Linked DNA regions of Homo sapiens: all the other regions are linked to region 5. The links are chromatin contacts, found by Hi-C or POLR2A ChIA-PET in ENCODE. All regions are on one chromosome and are shown on one strand. Each heading gives the region's core, a stretch centred on a gene start or an enhancer-like site at or near the end of the contact. The rest is flanking DNA. Distances are from core to core; before and after follow the strand shown.

What was found. A loop is a pair of places that touch in the nucleus more often than their neighbours do. ChIA-PET counts read pairs that join two places held with the same protein, here RNA polymerase II (POLR2A). Pooled maps may share reads with other maps.
Region 1: a pooled map shows a loop between it and region 5 (20-fold over the local background). The contact joins the promoter of REL-DT here to the promoter of ACTR2 in region 5. A Hi-C loop is called at or near these places in 6 of 50 pooled maps.
Region 2: a loop to region 5 is called in a map of CD4-positive, alpha-beta T cell, with 14 times the contacts of the local background. The contact joins the promoter of XPO1 here to the promoter of ACTR2 in region 5. A Hi-C loop is called at or near these places in 2 of 168 maps with a recorded cell type or tissue (CD4-positive, alpha-beta T cell and naive thymus-derived CD4-positive, alpha-beta T cell) and 11 of 50 pooled maps. POLR2A ChIA-PET finds 5 or more read pairs at or near these places in 5 of 52 experiments (CD4-positive, alpha-beta T cell, T-cell, activated B cell and 2 more).
Region 3: a loop to region 5 is called in a pooled map, with 15 times the contacts of the local background. The contact joins the promoter of APLF here to the promoter of ACTR2 in region 5. A Hi-C loop is called at or near these places in 8 of 50 pooled maps. POLR2A ChIA-PET finds 5 or more read pairs at or near these places in 2 of 52 experiments (PC-9 and WTC11).
Region 4: a loop to region 5 is called in a pooled map, with 13 times the contacts of the local background. The contact joins the promoter of GFPT1 here to the promoter of ACTR2 in region 5. A Hi-C loop is called at or near these places in 6 of 50 pooled maps. POLR2A ChIA-PET finds 5 or more read pairs at or near these places in 2 of 52 experiments (AG04449 and WTC11).

The regions. Positions count from the first base shown.
Region 1 is chr2:60,878,987-60,882,572 of GRCh38, forward strand. REL-DT (REL divergent transcript) reads right to left here and starts at 2,328. Exons shown (of 3, transcript NR_033980.1): 1 at 2,246-2,328. REL (REL proto-oncogene, NF-kB subunit) reads left to right here and starts at 2,588. Exons shown (of 10, transcript NM_001291746.2): 1 at 2,588-2,864. The coding sequence starts at 2,855. RefSeq lists a silencer at 2,183-2,722 and an enhancer at 2,331-3,000.
Region 2 is chr2:61,536,993-61,540,273 of GRCh38, forward strand. It overlaps XPO1 (exportin 1), which reads right to left and starts at 1,364. Exons shown (of 25, transcript NM_003400.4): 1 at 570-1,364. RefSeq lists enhancers at 1,089-1,348, 1,917-2,706 and a silencer at 1,839-1,978.
Region 3 is chr2:68,465,441-68,468,991 of GRCh38, forward strand. It overlaps APLF (aprataxin and PNKP like factor), which reads left to right and starts at 2,145. Exons shown (of 10, transcript NM_173545.3): 1 at 2,145-2,387. The coding sequence starts at 2,292. It overlaps FBXO48 (F-box protein 48), which reads right to left and starts at 1,854. Exons shown (of 4, transcript NM_001024680.3): 1 at 1,771-1,854; 2 at 704-1,030. RefSeq lists enhancers at 935-994, 1,088-1,983, 1,984-2,878 and a silencer at 2,220-2,429.
Region 4 is chr2:69,385,665-69,389,089 of GRCh38, forward strand. GFPT1 (glutamine--fructose-6-phosphate transaminase 1) reads right to left here and starts at 1,563. Exons shown (of 20, transcript NM_001244710.2): 1 at 1,401-1,563. The coding sequence starts at 1,407. RefSeq lists silencers at 1,143-1,812, 1,873-1,982 and an enhancer at 1,355-1,914.
Region 5 is chr2:65,225,933-65,229,472 of GRCh38, forward strand. It overlaps ACTR2 (actin related protein 2), which reads left to right and starts at 1,899. Exons shown (of 9, transcript NM_005722.4): 1 at 1,899-2,025. The coding sequence starts at 1,978. LOC124907779 (a long non-coding RNA gene) reads right to left here and starts at 1,667. Exons shown (of 2, transcript XR_007086461.1): 1 at 1,549-1,667. RefSeq lists enhancers at 890-1,779, 1,780-2,668, 2,741-2,830 and a silencer at 2,051-2,240.

The sequences.
Region 1 (3,586 bases), core at 1,078-3,577, 4.3 Mb before region 5:
GTGATCTCGGCTCACTGCAACCTCCACCTCCCCAGTTCTAGCGATTCTCGTGCCTCAGCCTCTCAAGTAGCTGGGATTACAGGAGCACACCACTACGCCCAGCTAATTTTTGTATTTTTAGTAGCGACAGGGTTTCACCATGTTGCCCAGGCTGGTGTTGAACTCCTGACCTCAGGTAATCCACCCGCCTCGGCCTCCCAAAGTTCTGGGATTACAGGTGTGAGCCACCACAGCTGGCATACTGTGTTGTATTGATGAGCTGTCAGAGTTACAATTTTCCAACTTTTAAAACATTTTTTAATAAAAGTCTGCCCTCAATTTATACAATATTTGCATTCCTGGGAAATTCAGTATATATTAAAAACCATACAAAAATATTTTATATCTATATATGAAAGGGAGTTGTGTTCTAACCATATATTATTAAAATAGGCATTTCAACTACATGAAAGTGAATGTTTGATGAGACGTTTGAAGGTCATGAGGATGAGGGACAATTCTTGACTGTGCTCTTTCCTATCTCAAGGACCTGCTGCCTGCTGTTCCCCCAGCTGGAATGTTCTTTCCCTGAATCTCCCTGTGAATGGCCTTTTTTTTTTTTTTTTTTTTTTTCTGAGACGGAGTCTCGCTCTGTCGCCCAGGCTGGAGTGCAAGTGGCATGATCTCGGCTCACCGCAACCTCCGCCTCCCAGGTTCAAGCAATTCTCTACCTCAGCCTCCTGAGTAGCTGGGGTTACAGGCGCCCGCCACCACGCCTGGCTAATTTTTGTATTTTTAGTAGAGACGGGGTTTCACCATCTTGGCCAGACTGGTCTTGAACTCCCAACCTCGTGATCCACTTGCCTCAGCCTCCCAAAGTGCTGGGATTACAGGCATGAGCCACTGCGCCTGGCCGGCTCTTTCTTAAACTGAGGACTCAGCTCAAATGTCACCTCCTCAGAACTTTCCTCTCCCCCAGTCACTTTTCATTTTGAAATTCCTTCAGAGAACTGAAAATGTTTTCCGTCTCTTTGAAATGTATGTACATATTTTAAAAAGCTAAATAAGCCTCTTGCTAGTTTTGCGTCCTCAGAAGGTCTTTCTTGCGGGCCTCGGAGCCATCTCTTGGAAATGTGAACATCAAGGATGGTGCTCCATGTTTCTGTCTCTAGGAGGGTTTAAGCCTTGGCTCTTGGTTCCAAGATAACTTCCCATTATTTTCCTTTGGATAAAGACAATTAATAGGTATGTAATGGATTGTACGTGCCTGACCATATGAAAAGGTGAGATTTCCTTTTTTTTGGTCTTTGCACTCTCTTCAGTGGATTGCCTGTGATGTGCATCATGGTACGTTTTAGTACATATCCAATAATAAAACTGTTTCATTCTTTTGTTGTACATTGCGCATTTCGTGGAAAGAACAGTTTGGGGTTGGCAGGATATTTTAAATTATTTGCCCATATGGGTCCCCCAGTTTTGGGCACTTGTATGGCAGGCTGATATTCCCCATTACCTCTCCGTACTAATTTTAACTAGTAAGGGACAGGGGCAAGGGCATGGAGCTTTGGAGTCAGACAACCCTGGCTTTAAACTGTGCCTTTTATCAGCATTCTGAAGTACTGTATGTTGAAGTAACTTCTCTGAACCCCGAATACTTCATCTATAAAGTTAGGAATAATAAATACGTCATAGATTAAGTATGGACATTATCTGATGCATAGCAGGTACTATTCAAATGAAGGAAACGAAGTTATCCTAGGTCCTTTAATGCACTAAATGTGTGCTCCATTTCCGCCTTTCTTGGCATCTGTGTGAAATCTCAGGATATAGTGTCCACTAAACTTCAGTGCACTGCCTAATGAGACAACGAACTCCAAGTGCGGACCTTTTGAGTTTAAACGGGTTTCAGTAGGTAAAATACGTAAAGTTCACAGTACCCTCGCAATTTAGATGGAGGAAAAAAAATCAGTCGGGGGGGGGGTCCCCGTATGCAAATACAGGAATTACAGAAGAAGACAGGACCCCCGCCGCAGCACCACTTCCCCCTACAGGGCGCAACGTCCCGCCGCTGGCGCGGGGGTGGAGATTTGCATGTGCGAAGTCGGGAAGAGGGGGAACCACCTCTCGAAAACCCCGGCCGTCGCCCTCCCAGGCCGGGAGAGTCGGCCCCGCGCGCCCCCAAAAGCTCCCCAGCGGCCGGCCCTCTCTACGTCATCCGCACCCTCCCGCCCGCTCCTGAACTTTAAACCACACTCGGAAGAACAACCTGGAGGAGGGGGATTTCTCAGGAGCCAGCGGCCTTCTCACGCTGCTAGCCGTCACCTCCCGGCTCCCGCCGTTCCCTGCGCTCCCGAAGCCCACCCCAAGCTCCCGCTCCCTCGACCCCCTCCCAAGCCAGCCGCCGCAGCAGCGCCGGGGGCGTATGCGTGGGGGCCGGCGGGGAGCGTGCGCGGGGACAGGCAGGGGCGGGGCGCTGGGGGCGGTCGCGCGCGCGGCGGCCGCGAGGTCGCCCCGCCCACGCCTCCGGGTGAGGGTTGCTGCGTCGGGCCTACGTCAGCCGCGGGAAATTCCCCTCCCGCCAGGCTGCTCGCCTCTCGGCTGGGCCAGCACTCGGCTCTCCCCGCTCCGCCCCCTGCCCCTGGCTCCCGTACGGTGGACGGCGACGCTGGGTGACCCGGGGTGCAAGAATTCAGGGGTTGGGAAGGTGTGAGCCGCAAACCCAGCGGAGGGCGGGAAGAAGGAGGAGGCCTCTAGGGTGGTCGGGGGACTGGGGGCCCCGCCGGCAGAGGTCCCTCGGCCTCCTGACTGACTGACTGCGGCCGCCTCCGGCCAGGACGCTGGGAGCTGCCTGCGGGAAGGTGCGGGGAGCGGAGCCATGGCCTCCGGTGAGTGTTCATGGGGCGCGGGCCTGGGCCGGGGGAAAGGAGCTCTTCTGAAGGGGGTCCTGCCGCAGTGAGTTTAGGGAGCTCAGTTTTTGCTGGGGCGCGTTCTGTCTTTAAAATCTCATATGGTAAAATTGTCAGCTTTTAAAAAAGTTACCTGCTTCAGGGTTTGCGTGCAGAATCCAAGCCACGCTCTGTAATTCGATCCTGTTGTCATAGCAGGAACCTTAGAAATTCCCAACGACTTGATTTTAGGATTAGGGAAGTCATAAGCGAACCAAAGGAGGACGAAGAGTTCTCATTAAAAATGTATATGTATTGAAGATGGTGGTTTTATGTTTTAGAACAGGAATGAGGAACCTTCAGACCTCGGGCAAGCTCTCTCCCCCTTTTTAGTTTAATTTCATCAAATGCAAAGAGGTGATCCCCCTTGTACTGACAGTTGTACAAAATGTGTCACGGCTTTAAAAATCATCCGTGGTATTTTAACACGAATTAGAAAATCCGTGGTATTTTAAGTGTTAATGTTGCTTCGACCAAGTGTAGGCCGGGCGCGGTGGCTCATGCCTGTATTCCCAGCACTTTGGGAGGCCGAGGCGGGTGGATAACCAGAGGTCAGGAGTTTGAGACCAGCCTGGCAAACATGGTGAAACCCCGTCTCTACTAAAAATACAAAAATCAGCGGGGCGTGGTGGCGCGCGCCTGTAATCCCAGCTACTCGGGAA
Region 2 (3,281 bases), core at 114-2,613, 3.7 Mb before region 5:
GCCCCTGAAAAACTGATCTTTCCTACTTCACATGCCACTCTGCAAAACCGGAGAGCTTTCGAGTTTCCTTGCTGGAGGAACAGGGAGTCGGCAGCCCCTCCCTCCCCCATCCCAAGCTCTCCACCGAGGGGGCCACGTGATGCAGGCGGACGTTTCAATGCTGCTGCACTAAATATTTCTGGAAACTTCCACTCCTAATAATTTACAGAGATGTTCCTGAAATCACCCCAACTTCTCCCCAGCCCCAGGGGCTGGGGAACCCCTCCCACCCCGCGCGGGGCCCCGCTTCACTATCACACTCCTCGCCTTCCTCCACCGCCACCCGCACACGCGAATGACCCAGCAAGCGCTCCCCTCCCGAGGCCGCCTCCCCGCCTCCATCCCCCAGCGGCAAAAGCGGCTCCATTCAATCGCAGGCTCCGCTGTGGGCCCGCCGCGCCCCCGGCCCGCCCGCCGCCTCCCGGGCTCGCTTCCCGCGGCCGCCGCCGCCGCGCCCCACGCCGGCCTCCTCCCGCCCGCCCGGCCGCGCCGCCGCCCGACCCTCGGCCCCGAAGACACAGTCGACTTACCCAGAGATTGAACCAACTGCTCCTTCCTTCCTCGTTGGGGGATTAGGGCGAGGGAAGGTGGGGAGGGGGGAGAGGGGACGAATCAAGGTGGGTTTCAGTTTTCCCACCTCAAAAAAGGAAATTAAAAAAACGGACAGGAAAAGGGCAAAAAGAGCTCAATAATATTTACTATTTCAGGGACGCTTCCCCCAACACACACACACACACACACACACACACACACCCGCCCCCCCCCAAAAGGGGAATTAATCTGGGGAATAAATGCTCCCGCCCGGCTGGGGAGTGAGGGAAGGGGGAGGGAACGGGGTCAAGTCCCAAAGATTCAGCCCCAGGGGGACCCTCCAGCCACAGGCAGCAGCAGAAGCGGCAGGAGTAGGGGGTGTAGAGTCCACACGGCCGGGGAGACGCTCTGCTGCCAGTTGCAGTCCGACTCCCCCCTACCAAAACACGGCTCCCTCTCTCACGCGGCTCCGGCGCTGGCCCCCCCCCCCCCAAGGCTCGCCTAAACTTTCCCCCCTTCTCTTGTTCCTCAGCGACTGGTGGTTCCCCCCTCCCCCTCTGGGTGGTTGCACGGACTGCAGCAGCAAAGACTGGAACAGGCACCGCCGCCGGGGCTGTAGCTACTGTTGCTCTTGCTGATGCTGTAGCTCCCGCTGCTCCTGCCGCGGCCGCTGCAGCCGCTTCTCCCCCTCCTCCTAGTGCCTCAAACTCGGAACCGGTTGAAACCGGTTCAGACTGGGAGATTCCATCTCGGTTGAGTTTTCAGCCCATGGCGCCGCGGAGCGTTTGGAACCTGGGCCTCCGCCCCCAGCCCGCCCTCCTATTGGTCAGTTCCAGCTACAGCCGCGCCATGAGCCTATCTCTCATTGGCCCGAGCGCCAGTCAATCCCGCCTCACGGCTCCACACGAGCCCGCCGCTTCGGCCCCTACCTCTTTTCAGCAGCGATTTGCCCGCAGAGTGGGGGAGGGGAAGTGGGGAGGGTCGAAAGGCAAGAGGAGAGGGGTGGAGGAGGAGGAGGTGGGACGAAGAGCAGGGATGAGTAGAAAAGAGAGCGAAGGAAAGCCGCGTGGAGGATTCGTTCGAACGAGCTGTCAATCAAGAGCAGCCCGCCCTCGAGCTCTCGACTTCCCTTCCCCCTGCGGCCCTCTCCCTCCCGGTGCCTAGTTCGCAGGCCCGGCCTTTCTCGCCCGCTCATTGGCTGGGCCTCTTCGGTGACGGAGAGGGTGGGGCGCAGCTCGTGAGCTGGTGGCGGCGCGAGTTTGATCGGGGCGCGCGGCAGCGTTCTCTTTGCTTCCCCCGGACTCGGCCGGCCCGCCCCCACCGGCTCCCGCCAACCTGCGGGGGCCTGAGCCCGCGGGAATCAGGATCCGCCCTTCGGATGGGGGCTGCGTTCGGAAAAGGGAGGGCACACCCAGTTTTGAACTCTGGAAGGGGTGGAGAAAAGAGGGAAAAAGAACGCTTCCGAGGCCAATTTTAGGCCCCAGACCTCTCTAATCCATTTTAGAGGCCTGGTTTTGGGGCCAGGTAGCTGAGAGAGGGGTTGGGGTGAGGCGCAGGGCGTGCATTCTTGGCGCCTCGTGATCTTCTCAGGGTGTCGGAAAAGATATCGAAATACTTCTTGGGAAAGTCTCCTTAAAATTTCAACTCTGTCTCTCCAGGCTGGAATTTGGCTGCTTCAACAAGCAACCTTTCCTGAAAACCAAAACATTGTAATCCCAAGTGATTGGTTTGACAGCGCATGTTTTGGCTGGCTGAGCTTGCATGCCAACTGCGTCCCACCTGGTGCCCTTGATCTGCAACACTCAGATTTTCCTTTTACCCTAGCTGCACTTCACGTACTAAATCATCATCAAATAGTATTTTCTGTGAAAGTCACATGCACGTTGCCTTTCACGTGGTTGCCTCTCGTTTGTTCCCAAGCGTCCTCCAAATCAGCTTTACAGATTGTTCTTTGCTTAAGAGCAAATAGCCCACCAAAATTTACTAGGCCCTTTGTGCCACCAAGAGGTAGATAAATGATTTATTGAATTAATAACAATTTTCTTTAGCAAATGTTCATCCACGATGGACTATGGCTAACCTCAAAGCACCACTTATTCTAACTCCCCCTCCAATAAAGAAAAACGCAACAACTCAATGTTTAGATGTACCAGAATTATTTTGGATGATTTTCAGACCTAAGTTTTTATTCATTACATAAATGAATAATATCAAGCCATTTTATATACATATATAATACATATATAATGTACTATGTATGATATATGATGTGCAGTGGGCCCTCTGTATCCTGGGTTCCCCATCCTCAGTTTCAACCAGCCCTGGGTGGAAAACATTAAAAAACAACAACAACAATAAAAATAATACAAAATAAAACGCAATGCAGTATATTTACATAGCATTTACATTGTATAAGGCATTATAAGCAATGTAGAGATGATTTAAAGTTTACATCGTATAAGGTATTATAAGCAATCTAGAGATGAAAGTAACGGGAAGTTTACAAATACAGTATATGCAAATACAGTAAATCCTCACTTAACATGGTCATGGAGAGGATCTTGGAAACTGCGACTTTAAACACAAGGATAGGCCAGGCATGGTGGTTCATGCCTTTAATCCCAGCACTTTGGGAGGCCGAGGCAGGCAGATCACTTGAGGTCAGGAGTTCGAGACCAGCCTGGCCACATGGTGAAACCCCTCTCTACTGA
Region 3 (3,551 bases), core at 895-3,394, 3.2 Mb after region 5:
CAGATGTGTCATAATAGCTCACTGCAGCCTCAAACTCCAGCCTCAAGCGATTCTCTTGACTCAGCGTACCCCGCCCCTCTTTAAAAAAAAAAAAAAGAAAAAAAAAAAAACAGAAAACCAAAAACTGTTTTACGGAGAAATGGTTCTTGCTATGTTGTCCAGGCTGGTCTTGAACTCTTGTCCTCAAGCAATCCTTCTGCCTCAGCCTCCCAGAGTGCTGGGATGACAGGTATGAGCCACCATACCCGGTACTTTTGTACCTTTGAAAATGTATATGAGTCAATCCTATTAAACTCCTGAATACTTGTTGTACATGGGAACTGATGCCTCATCATTAATTTGCAATTTGTGACTTAATCATAAACTTGCTGGACTTCTAGTTGTTTATATAAGAATTTTATCTACTTGTATCTTATAGGTAGGTAGGTGCTTACATTTGACACAACTACTATCTGAAATGGACAAGAAGATGAGATCTGGATTATGAAACAAAGTCTCAAATATTCAACTCAGTCATAAGAGTAGTGTTTTAGAAATGGCCCCTTGAAGCTATCCTACATGCATAATTACAAGCTAAGGATAATAGTCACTGAAGACATCAAGCAACAGTGAGTGACAACTGTAAACAATGTTTAGAACTCAGCTAGGTACAGTATGTGACTCTTTGAAGCCCAGATTTAAAGCTCAGTTTCAGCTAATTTACCTAAGGTGAATGGTGTAGGCTTCCCAAATCAGTTGAAAGCATGACTGGGTACATCACCATCCTTGAGTTACTTTTGTATATAAAGACAGCTTGTATTCACTTAAAATCAGTTTATTCCATTTTGCACTTCCTTTTATAACGGGGGTTGGTTGTGCAAGAGGAGAGGTTTGAGGTAAATACTTCTTTTAACTCAGCTGAACACAAATCTCTTTTCTAGACGAGCTACTCAGCTATGTTTTCGGACTTGCCAAGACCACGGTGGCTCCCATTCATGATCCAGATTAGCTGTGGTGGCTGGAACTGCAGTCTGTGTTCAACAGAGGTCTTCTTCTTGAGGGTTAGGAGAAGTAAGAAAGCAAACGTAAAAACGGGTGAGTCAAGAGCAAGTTTTTGCCATGCACCTTGGCCCCTCCCACCACCAATACAAACCAAAGCCAAACCACAACGTTCTTGAAAAGAATCTCACATTAGGAAAACGTTACAGTGCATTTAAACGTTACAGTGTGTTTATCCACTTCTCCCAGGATCTTACTGGGAGAATAAAATGCGTCCCCTTGTGGAATTCCTGTAACGGGAATGAAGGCTTTTGAATTTCACAGCAGGGGATACCTTTGCGAGTTTCTAAAATCCCACTAGGAATCTTTCTTCTACGTCCAGGTTCGCCTGGATGCCTGGAAACGACCCCTCTTCTGCCCTTTCTCCTTTATGAACTGAGCTTTCCTGAATTCTCTCTCAAGTGAAGTAAAAGCTCGTCCCCCTTTCAACTATCATTCGGAGGGATAGATCGGCGGCAGCGCAGTCGGAGGGGCGGGGAGCCCCACTCCGTCCAAATCCCGCGGGTCAGGGCTAATCACCCCACGTCCCGTCTGAGCCACCCTCCTTGTGTCCCGCGCGGGTTGCAGCTGCTGGAACCCAAGAACACAGGGCACTGACAAGTGACAACAACCGTCAGCGTTGACTGTCACTGCGGCTCCAGGCCGCGGAGGGAAGGCTGAGCTTGCGTCCAGGCCGCGTCCCCGGGAGCGTAGACACCTAAGCCAACGGGAACGGAAGACCCTTCTACCTACTAGGCCGCGGTAGCTTCTCCTCCCGCGATTTAAATCCACCGGAATTCGAATCCTTCCCCATAGCTCTTCGCATCCCGCCCACCTGAGTCCCGCCCTGCTCAGAACTCGCGCAGGCGCCGAGAGGGGCGCGCAGTGCCTTTGGGGATTGGTAGTTTTTTCCAGGGCGTCTCCGCTCGGGAAAGGAAGTGAAGAAAGCCACCAGGACTACAAGGCCCGGCGTCCTCCAAGATGGGAGGGAGGTGAAAAGGGTGTTGGGGAATAAGCCGGGGTTTTTAAACAGTAGTTTTGAGGCGGCGAGACTGGGGAATCCCCGGTTGCGTCATTAGTAGGCGTGGAGGGGCGGGACTCGTGAAGCTGCGCTGGGGCCGGGCTCTGAGAGGACCGGCGCAGCCGCGGGGAGCCTTTGAGGCCCTCCCTCGGTGTTTTTTCCCAGGGCGTGGGCTTGCCCCGCGCGTGTCTGTGGAGGGCGGAAACAGCGGAGGGGCCAGTCTCCTGGCGAAGGGGCCTAATCCTTGCCCGCCATGTCCGGGGGCTTCGAGCTGCAGCCGCGGGACGGCGGTCCCCGGGTGGCCCTGGCGCCCGGGGAGACGGTGATCGGCCGCGGGCCGCTGCTGGGAGTAAGTGTGGGCGGGGGCTTAGCGGACCCCGAGAGCCGTGGAGTTCCGCGCCGGCTCCTGAAGACCGGCCCTAGTCCTGGCCGGTTTCCCCACCGCACTGGTCCGCCGGTCCGGATTTTAGAAGTTTGGGGCCGCACGTTTTTCAGTTACCTTTAAGCCAATTCACAAACATTTCTTTATGTTGCTTTTAAAACACTGACTGTATTACCATTATTATCTTATCCAGGGATTGGCAAACTAGTGCCTGGGGGCCAAATCCAGCCTATGTTTGTATGGCCCCATGAACTAAGAATGATTCTTAAATTCTGAAATGTAAAATGTAAACAAAAAATCTACTAATTTTTCAGGGGGAATAGTTGCTCCAAGGGTTGAGGGTATTGCGGCTTGTCTTGTAAAGCCTAAAATATTTACAGTAGTGTCTGGTCCTTTACAGAAAAGTTTGCCAAACTGTGATATTACGTCTTCTAGGCTAATTTCTTTTAACCTTTGGTCTCCTTTGCAGAGCTGTGTGGACCTTATTTATTTATATTATTTATTATTTCCAGTAAAATGAGTAGCTAACCCTTCATAAGTAATGTGTATAGCGTTCGTGTCATTGGTCTAAGGAGACATTACCTATACCAACATCTTTAACTGTCTCAAGACCGTATCAGTTAGCTATTTTTATTATCCTCATTGTTCAGATGAGAAAATTGAGCCATACATACATTATTTAAAGTCCATACATAAGCTTTTGGACACATAATGCCACAAAGCTAAATATTCTCTACCTTCTTTGGGAGAGGTTTAGGAATAAGAACATTTGCATATTGCATTCTGGAATTCTATAGATCTCTTAAGTACATCTAGTTTTCTATTTTGTTCTTTAACATTCAACATTTCTTGTTTGGTGCTCACTGTGTAGAACATTTTGCAGATTCTAGCACTGTGGGGCATACAAAGATGAATGGAACATGGGTCCCTACCCTTTAGGAGTTTTCTCTTGGGACCGGGGAGACACCTGTGTCAGTGAGCTAACACCAAGGAGTAAGGAGTGTGTACTGTTGTCCTGGTTAACTTCCAGAGTCTAAATGGAACCATTGGTACTTGCCTTAGGTCCCTTCTGGGAGCAGGGAAAGGAGTGGTAGTTTAAGATTGTATTATGGAAGCTGGTCCTAAAGGGGT
Region 4 (3,425 bases), core at 313-2,812, 4.2 Mb after region 5:
CCAAATGAAGCACACTGGAGATTGACCAGTTTGCAAATTCACTACTTCACAGCTCCAAACTAAATGCAAAACCATTCTACTAAGTAGACACTGCAAAAGTCTGATTCTGAAGTCAGCTCTACTCTAATAATTTCAGTAAGCTATTTATAGGTGTTTCTGTTTTTATGTGGGTTTTTTTTTAATCTACTCTAAATTTAAACCTGCTCCTCATTTTCAGAAGCTGAAATGAGCATAAAGTTAAATACAGGAAATATATACACTAACGAGTACAATCCACCTCCTGTTCAGTTCCTTCGTGTAAAAGGCTGCAAATAAGAAGTCTCCCAGAGAGTTTTCAATTCTCTTACAATGGTACTTCCCTTTAAAAAAAAAAAAAAAAAGTGTACTTTCTTCCAGGGATAAAGTCGGTTGTAAATTTCAATAAGAAAGGTAAGAATACAATTATTTTTACTGGCAATAGCCAAATTAACACCAATTTTAGAAGATATCAGTCATGTCAGACACGATTCTCAAAGTCTCTTTCACTAACACTTAGGTCATAATAAACGACTCTCAAAACATGGAATAAAAGGGCCTAACCTTAATTTTTTAAGGCTCTAGGAAAGATATTTGCTCAACTTTCCATAGCTAGTATTTTTAATGGATGCACATGCAAGGGATAAATGATATTTTTCATAGTTGGTATTCTAAAGGGGTATACATCCAAGGTATAACTGATATTTTTCAGAGCTGGCATTTTTAATGGGTGCACACGCAAATGATAAATTATGTATAACCTATCGCCACAGACATTTGAAGGCCTCTTCCACCAGAGGATCAGGTCTAAGCCCATGAACCAAGTTATTGATTAGCAATGGTTTCTGTTGAGACAAGGGATGGCAGGAAGTATCACGTTTAATGGCACTACCGTGGCTCTAGCTAGGGTCTGTTTTCTATTGGGCCTCCCCAGAAACAAGTAAAATATTTTTTTAAAGATTTTTAGAAAAATGCAAGGTAAGTTCAAGAGACCTCGCCCGAGGTTCCACAGGTTTCCTCACTCACCTGGTGGGCCCTTTTGAAGGCAACCCCCTCCACACCTCAATTCCCTCAGCTCTCTCCTCCTTTTTCAATAAAGGCGTTTCTCTCCCCTTTCGGTTCCTTCTCCGCGCCAAGGCGCCCGCTAGCCCCCGGCAAAGGGGGCCCGCCTTCCTCTCAGGTGCCTTTCTCCCGGCCGCCACCCCCTCTCCCGCCCGTGGATGCCGGCCCCCGCCCCCGCAGCCACCACTGGGCGCCCCTTGCCCATCACCCAGACTTCGCACCCTCCACACTCCCGCTTCCGCCCGTCGCCTTGGGCCTTAGCGGCACCCGCACCGCACCCCAGCGCCACCCGGCAACACGCCCCCCGCTCCCGGCCCCCTTACCACACATGATGCCGGAGACACGGCCCGCGAGGCCAGGGGCGAGTGGCTGGCGGGATCGGGGGTGCACACACGAGCTTCGGTGGGCAATCTGCGGGCTCGGGGGCCGGGGTGGCGCCGACACGACTCCCTCGGGGATGCGACGGCCAAGGCAACGACAGCCTTCTCCGCCTCCCGGGCTCCGCCAGCAACCGCCGCCGGGCCCCGCCCCTCGGCGCGCAGCGCGCCGCCGCCCGTAGGCTCCATTGAACCGCTCACGCGCCGCTCACGCGCAAGTCCCGCCTCCCAGCGCTGCCCCGCCCCCCGAGCCCACGCAGGCGCTGGACTGCTGGCGGCGGCGACGTGGCAGTGGCTCGTGGCCGCGTCCGCCTGGAGTTCCTGGAGACGCCCGCCCCGGGGCGAGCCGCGGGAGGGACCGAGCCGAGAGGGAGGGAGAAACTCAGCACCTGGCAGGGAATGACGGAAAGAGAAGGATGGAATTGTTAGCAAAGCAATAGCCCGGGTGCGTGCCCCGTGCAGCCCCAGGCCCCAGGCGCCAGCACTGCACGAAGCGAGGAAAGAGGAGGAAAAAAGCAGGAAGTATGAAAAGGGAATCCTGGGGAACATAAGGCTGAAAAAAATTGCAAAGAATTAGGTTGAGGTGGGAGGAGAGAGATAACAAAATTCTTGACTGTAAAGCCCCAAAGGTCAGCCTCTCTGGTAATAAGCAATTCAATTCCTTGTGTAATATGCTTGGCCCCTAAAAGCCCTCCGCATCCGTTGCCTCCATAACCCTCAGTTTATTGTGGAGGGGTAGAGGAGGAATGTAAGGCTCAACTATCCGACTATGAGCCTGGACGTAAGAAACTGCTGGCCCACCTCCTCCCATGACCCACCTGAGACGGCTAGGAATTCCCTAGCTTTAACAGCCGCGCGTTTGACTTACGAACGATTCATTCTATGAATTAATGCGCCATGTCTGACAAGAGAGACTTGATTAGAGAGGGATGATGTTTCTGAGAATTTATTACCTGGGCATTTGCTTTAAACAGCCTTAAATGGTATCTTTAGTCAAATGTGGAGTAATCAGAACTCTATAATGGCTCTAGAGTAGAGTAGTATCAAAAACGTACATGGCACACAGAATTCCTGGAGTGCTGACTGCTGTTCATGTGTCTGGTCTTAGCCTGCTGACTGCTGTTCATGTGTCTGGTCTTAGCCGTCCTTCCAGCCCTATACACTCCCAACAGGCTCAACAGGTAGTTCCTCAACTGGGCCAAGATTCTCAAATCTTTTGCACACTTTGGTTACTCTGCATAGAATCCCCACCACGTCTCTGTTTAGATGCTACCTCTTCAGGAAAGCCTTTTTTATCCCCCCTAGACAGACTTGGAGACATGCATTAACCTCTTACTCTTTGAGCTACTCACTGTAAAGAAATATTCTTTGATATTTTATGATTTTCTGTATTTTCCCACTGGGCTGTAAGTTTCTTGAAGCTAGAACTAGATTTTACATACCCAACACTTTTAGACCACAGCACAAAGTAAAAGATCAAATTTATTTTGGAATGAGTGAAAAAAAGTCCTATTTTCTTAGCGGAATTAACCTTCTATGGCTGGTTATATGATTAAGTGAGCATAAGGCTTTCAGTTCTTCTTACGGGGAAAAGTGCCTTTTTTCACTTGCCTCAGAGAAGCTGAAAAATGTCACATTTAACTAAGCAGAGTATTTCTCACCTAAAAGCCCTTTTGATATTTCAATCCCTTAAACAGGTCCCTGGATCACCCAGAGCAAAGTTTAAAAAAAAAAAAAACAGTGAGCTTTTTGGTAATAATACATTTCTTAATTCAAGAAACAAAAGACTGTGGATATACATCTAGCCTCAGAACCCTCATCTAAGGCTCTGGTTAGAACTCCGTTGTATTACCTAAAAGCCAAGGTATGGTTCCAATGCTTAAGCAACATCTTTGTGCACTGGCAGCAAACCTGTCAATGCCACAAAGAAAATGTCAGCAGTACTACCAGAGTTCTCATGCTCCAACTATA
Region 5 (3,540 bases), core at 649-3,148:
CTTCCCGGGTTCAAGCGATTCTCCTGCCTCAGCTTCCTGAGTGGCTGGGATTACAGGCGCGTGCCAACACGCCCAGCTAATTTTTGTATTTTTAGTAGAGACGGGGTTTTGCCATGTTGGTCAGCCTTGTCTTGAACTCCTGATCTCAGGTGATTTGCCCTCCTTGGCCTCCCCAAGTGCTGGGATTACAGGCGTGAGCCACCGCGCCCGGAATAATGTTCTTTCTTTAAAAATACAAATTAGCAATCCCCTTAATTCCACAAAGAGGAAAAGTAAAAGAACACAGAAATGCTTGAGTTCAATTTGCTGAGACCAATAAAATGCACTTTCAAGAAAACTGCACAGCACTAGCATTGGAGGCCACAAAAATAAGATACGGACTCTATACTCAAGGAATTTATGAACAAATAAATTTTTCTGCTGGCTGAGGTACTTCTCTGACTGTTAAAGCAGGTAAAACGAAGAAATGTTCCTCCGAGACTTCCTACCTATTCTAACCTCTCAAACTTCTAATTGCAACAATGGCAGCTTTATTTTTATCTTAATATTTATGTGTTGAGGGTTCCATATAAGATTAGATTTGAATAAAGCACTGTATGCCTTTAAAAAGGTTTGAAAATCACTGGTCTAATAAAAGAACAGTGAAAACTGACAGGCAGCTATATTATAAAAAGAATACTGGATTGAGGGTTCATGATGACTGTTTTATTCTAGTTGTTGAACATGTACAGCCATGTCGAAGGAAAAGTTCTATTTCTCACCTCTCATAAAGGATGGCATTTTAAAGGTGAATTTTAATGTCATTCATCTAATAAATATTTGTTGCATGCAATAAGCACAATGTTATTCATATATTCATAGTAAAGTAATAGGGAGAAAGGAAGTACGGAATATCCTGAGGATATCAGCTGTCATCAGAGATGTAACAAGCTGGGTCTCAGAGCACAAGTTTGCCAATTGATTAAAAAGGAAAAAAAATGAGGCATCGTAGATAGAATCATAGGTCCAGAAGAACAGAATTAGAAATAGCTACCACTGAATGAACATTTCCTCCATGCATAGACTTTTATCCTCACCACACCTATGGAGATAGAAGTTATTATCCCCATGCAGACAGGGGTATGCCAAAATCACAAAACTCGTGAGTGGCAGCGCCACGTTTGAAACTGGGGTTGTCTGATTTCAAAGCCAAGGCTCTGGGTTCACAGAAGTACATGTACTTAAGAGGTGTGAAGCAACATGGGACTACTGGAAGGAGGCGGTGAGCCACGAGGCTGGAAATGCAGGCACCTGCTCTCGCTCACTTGACCATAGAGCAACTTGGGCAAAGAAGGGGTGGGCTGACATTGGAGTATGGAACAAACGCATGATTTCAAATAAGCATGTGTGTATCCATCCCAGTTCTGTCCGCTGAAAAGGCCTAGAAGCAATAACACACCAAGCCCTGTCGAATGGTGGGGTCCGCCAGGACCTCCAGGCTTGCTCCCCGCCCTACCCGCCAGCTTCTCCGCCACATTCCACTGCCGCAGCAGAACCGGTGTCCTTCACCTGCCTGCGTCTTCTGCAGTTCGTTAAGCAGCGCCCTTAGCTCCTGTGACACTTTAGGGAGAAAGCCGCAGCACCGGCGATGTTGGCCGCCATTAACGCCCGGCAAAGCGCCCGGAACTAGAAGCAGCGAAGAACCCGGGTGGGCAGCGACCGTGACAGCCGAGCCGGAAGCGGAGCTGCGGGAGGGGCCTCGACGCTCCTCCATCTTTTATTGGAGCTCACCGCTGCCAGTCGCGCTGCCTGCCCGTCCCACCCTTTTCGTGCAGGCATTCAGCTAAATGACGGGCGGAGCCCGGCGGCGGCTTCCGGTCGGGGGAAAAAAGTTGGGCCGAAGGAGGGGCCGGGAAGACGCAAGAGGAAGAAGAGAAAACGGCCGGGCGGCGGTGGCTGTAGGTTGTGCGGCTGCAGCGGCTCTTCCCTGGGCGGACGATGGACAGCCAGGGCAGGAAGGTGGTGGTGTGCGACAACGGCACCGGGGTAAGGGCCGCGCGAGGAGGCCTTGGCGGCCACAGACGCCGGCGGGGACGAGCAGCTGGCGCACGGGCCCTCGGCCCCCAGGGCTGCACCTCCGGGCCCTCGGGGCGAAGGGGCGCGGGGCGGTGCCTCCCACCTCCGCGGGCGTGGGAGCGAGCCGGCCGTTCCCTGGTCTCCCTTGAGCCTGCCACCCATTTAGCCTGCCACCCCCTCACCCTTCCGGGTGGGGGCGGCGGGCGAGACCGGCACTGGACATGGAGCCTACTGACCGCCCGGCAGGGACCTGCTCCGCGCTAATGCGGGGGCAATTGGGCTAAAGCGGACGGAAGCGTAAAAGGCTCGGTTTGTGTGTTCCGAGAAGGGCTCTTTTCCCCAGGGCCACCGGTTTGTAAAAAGGAGAAAGACCTAGAGGCCTTCCTCTTCCTGTATAGTTGAAGATACACCAAACGAGAAGCAGGAAGCGGGTTTACTTAAAAAAAAAAAAAAAAAAAGGGAAGTGCTGTCATGGAGTGTGGACCTCAGCCCTTTCGCTGTGTTTGTTGGGCTTTTTATTAGTTTTTTCGAGGGAAGGGGTCCAGATCGGCAGCGCATCGTTCACTTTTTGTTTTACATACTAGTATTTGGCCCAGGAGTAGGCCCACGGAGACCAGCATGTTCCATTGAGTGGTTTTGGGTGACCTAGGATCCCGCAAGACTCAAGTGTTAATTCCACTAGCCTTAGGGGAAGTTAATTAGTGTTGATTATCCCACCCCCAGCCCCCTTTTTTCCCTTCGTTTCAGTATACAGGTAATGTTAGCCTTTAAGATTCAAAAATTGTAAAATCTGACTAAAGCACTGATTTAGAAACTATTTGAAAATTGTTTCTGTAATCCCAGCACTTTGGGAGGCCCAGGCGGGCAGATCACCAGAGGTTAGGAGTTCGAGACCAGCCCAGCCAACGTGGTGAAACCCCGGTCTCTACTAAAAATACAAAAATTAGCCGGCCGTGGTGGTGCTTGCCTGTAATCCCAGCTACTTGGGAGGCTGAGGCAGGAGAATCCCTTGAAGCCAGGAAGCGGAGGTTGCAGTGAGCCGAGATTGCGCCACTGCACTCCAGCCTGGGCGACAAGAGTGAAACTCCGTCTCAATTATAAAAAAAAAAAATTGTTTCATTCAGACCTCCCTCTTGCCAGATTAAAAAAAAATGTATTTTGGGTAGCAAAGTCAGCAAATTAGAAGATGGAAATATTATTTATTCTGGATGACTTCTATAGTGATTTCTAACCATTTTGATGTTGCAACATTTTGTGAGTTTTCTCCCCTCCCTCCCATAAATATGATGTATGAATTAAAGTTCATTTTACTTGAACAAAACACTTTGGAATCTGAATTGTTGAGGGGGAAAAGAGCTGGTATTTACTGCCATAATACTGCCCTTGATTAGATTTGTTACACAATTTTACAAGCAATAATTATGGTAGCTTCATCTGAACTGTGTTAAAAATGGACTAGAGTAAAAAGAGTGTTAACGTACATTG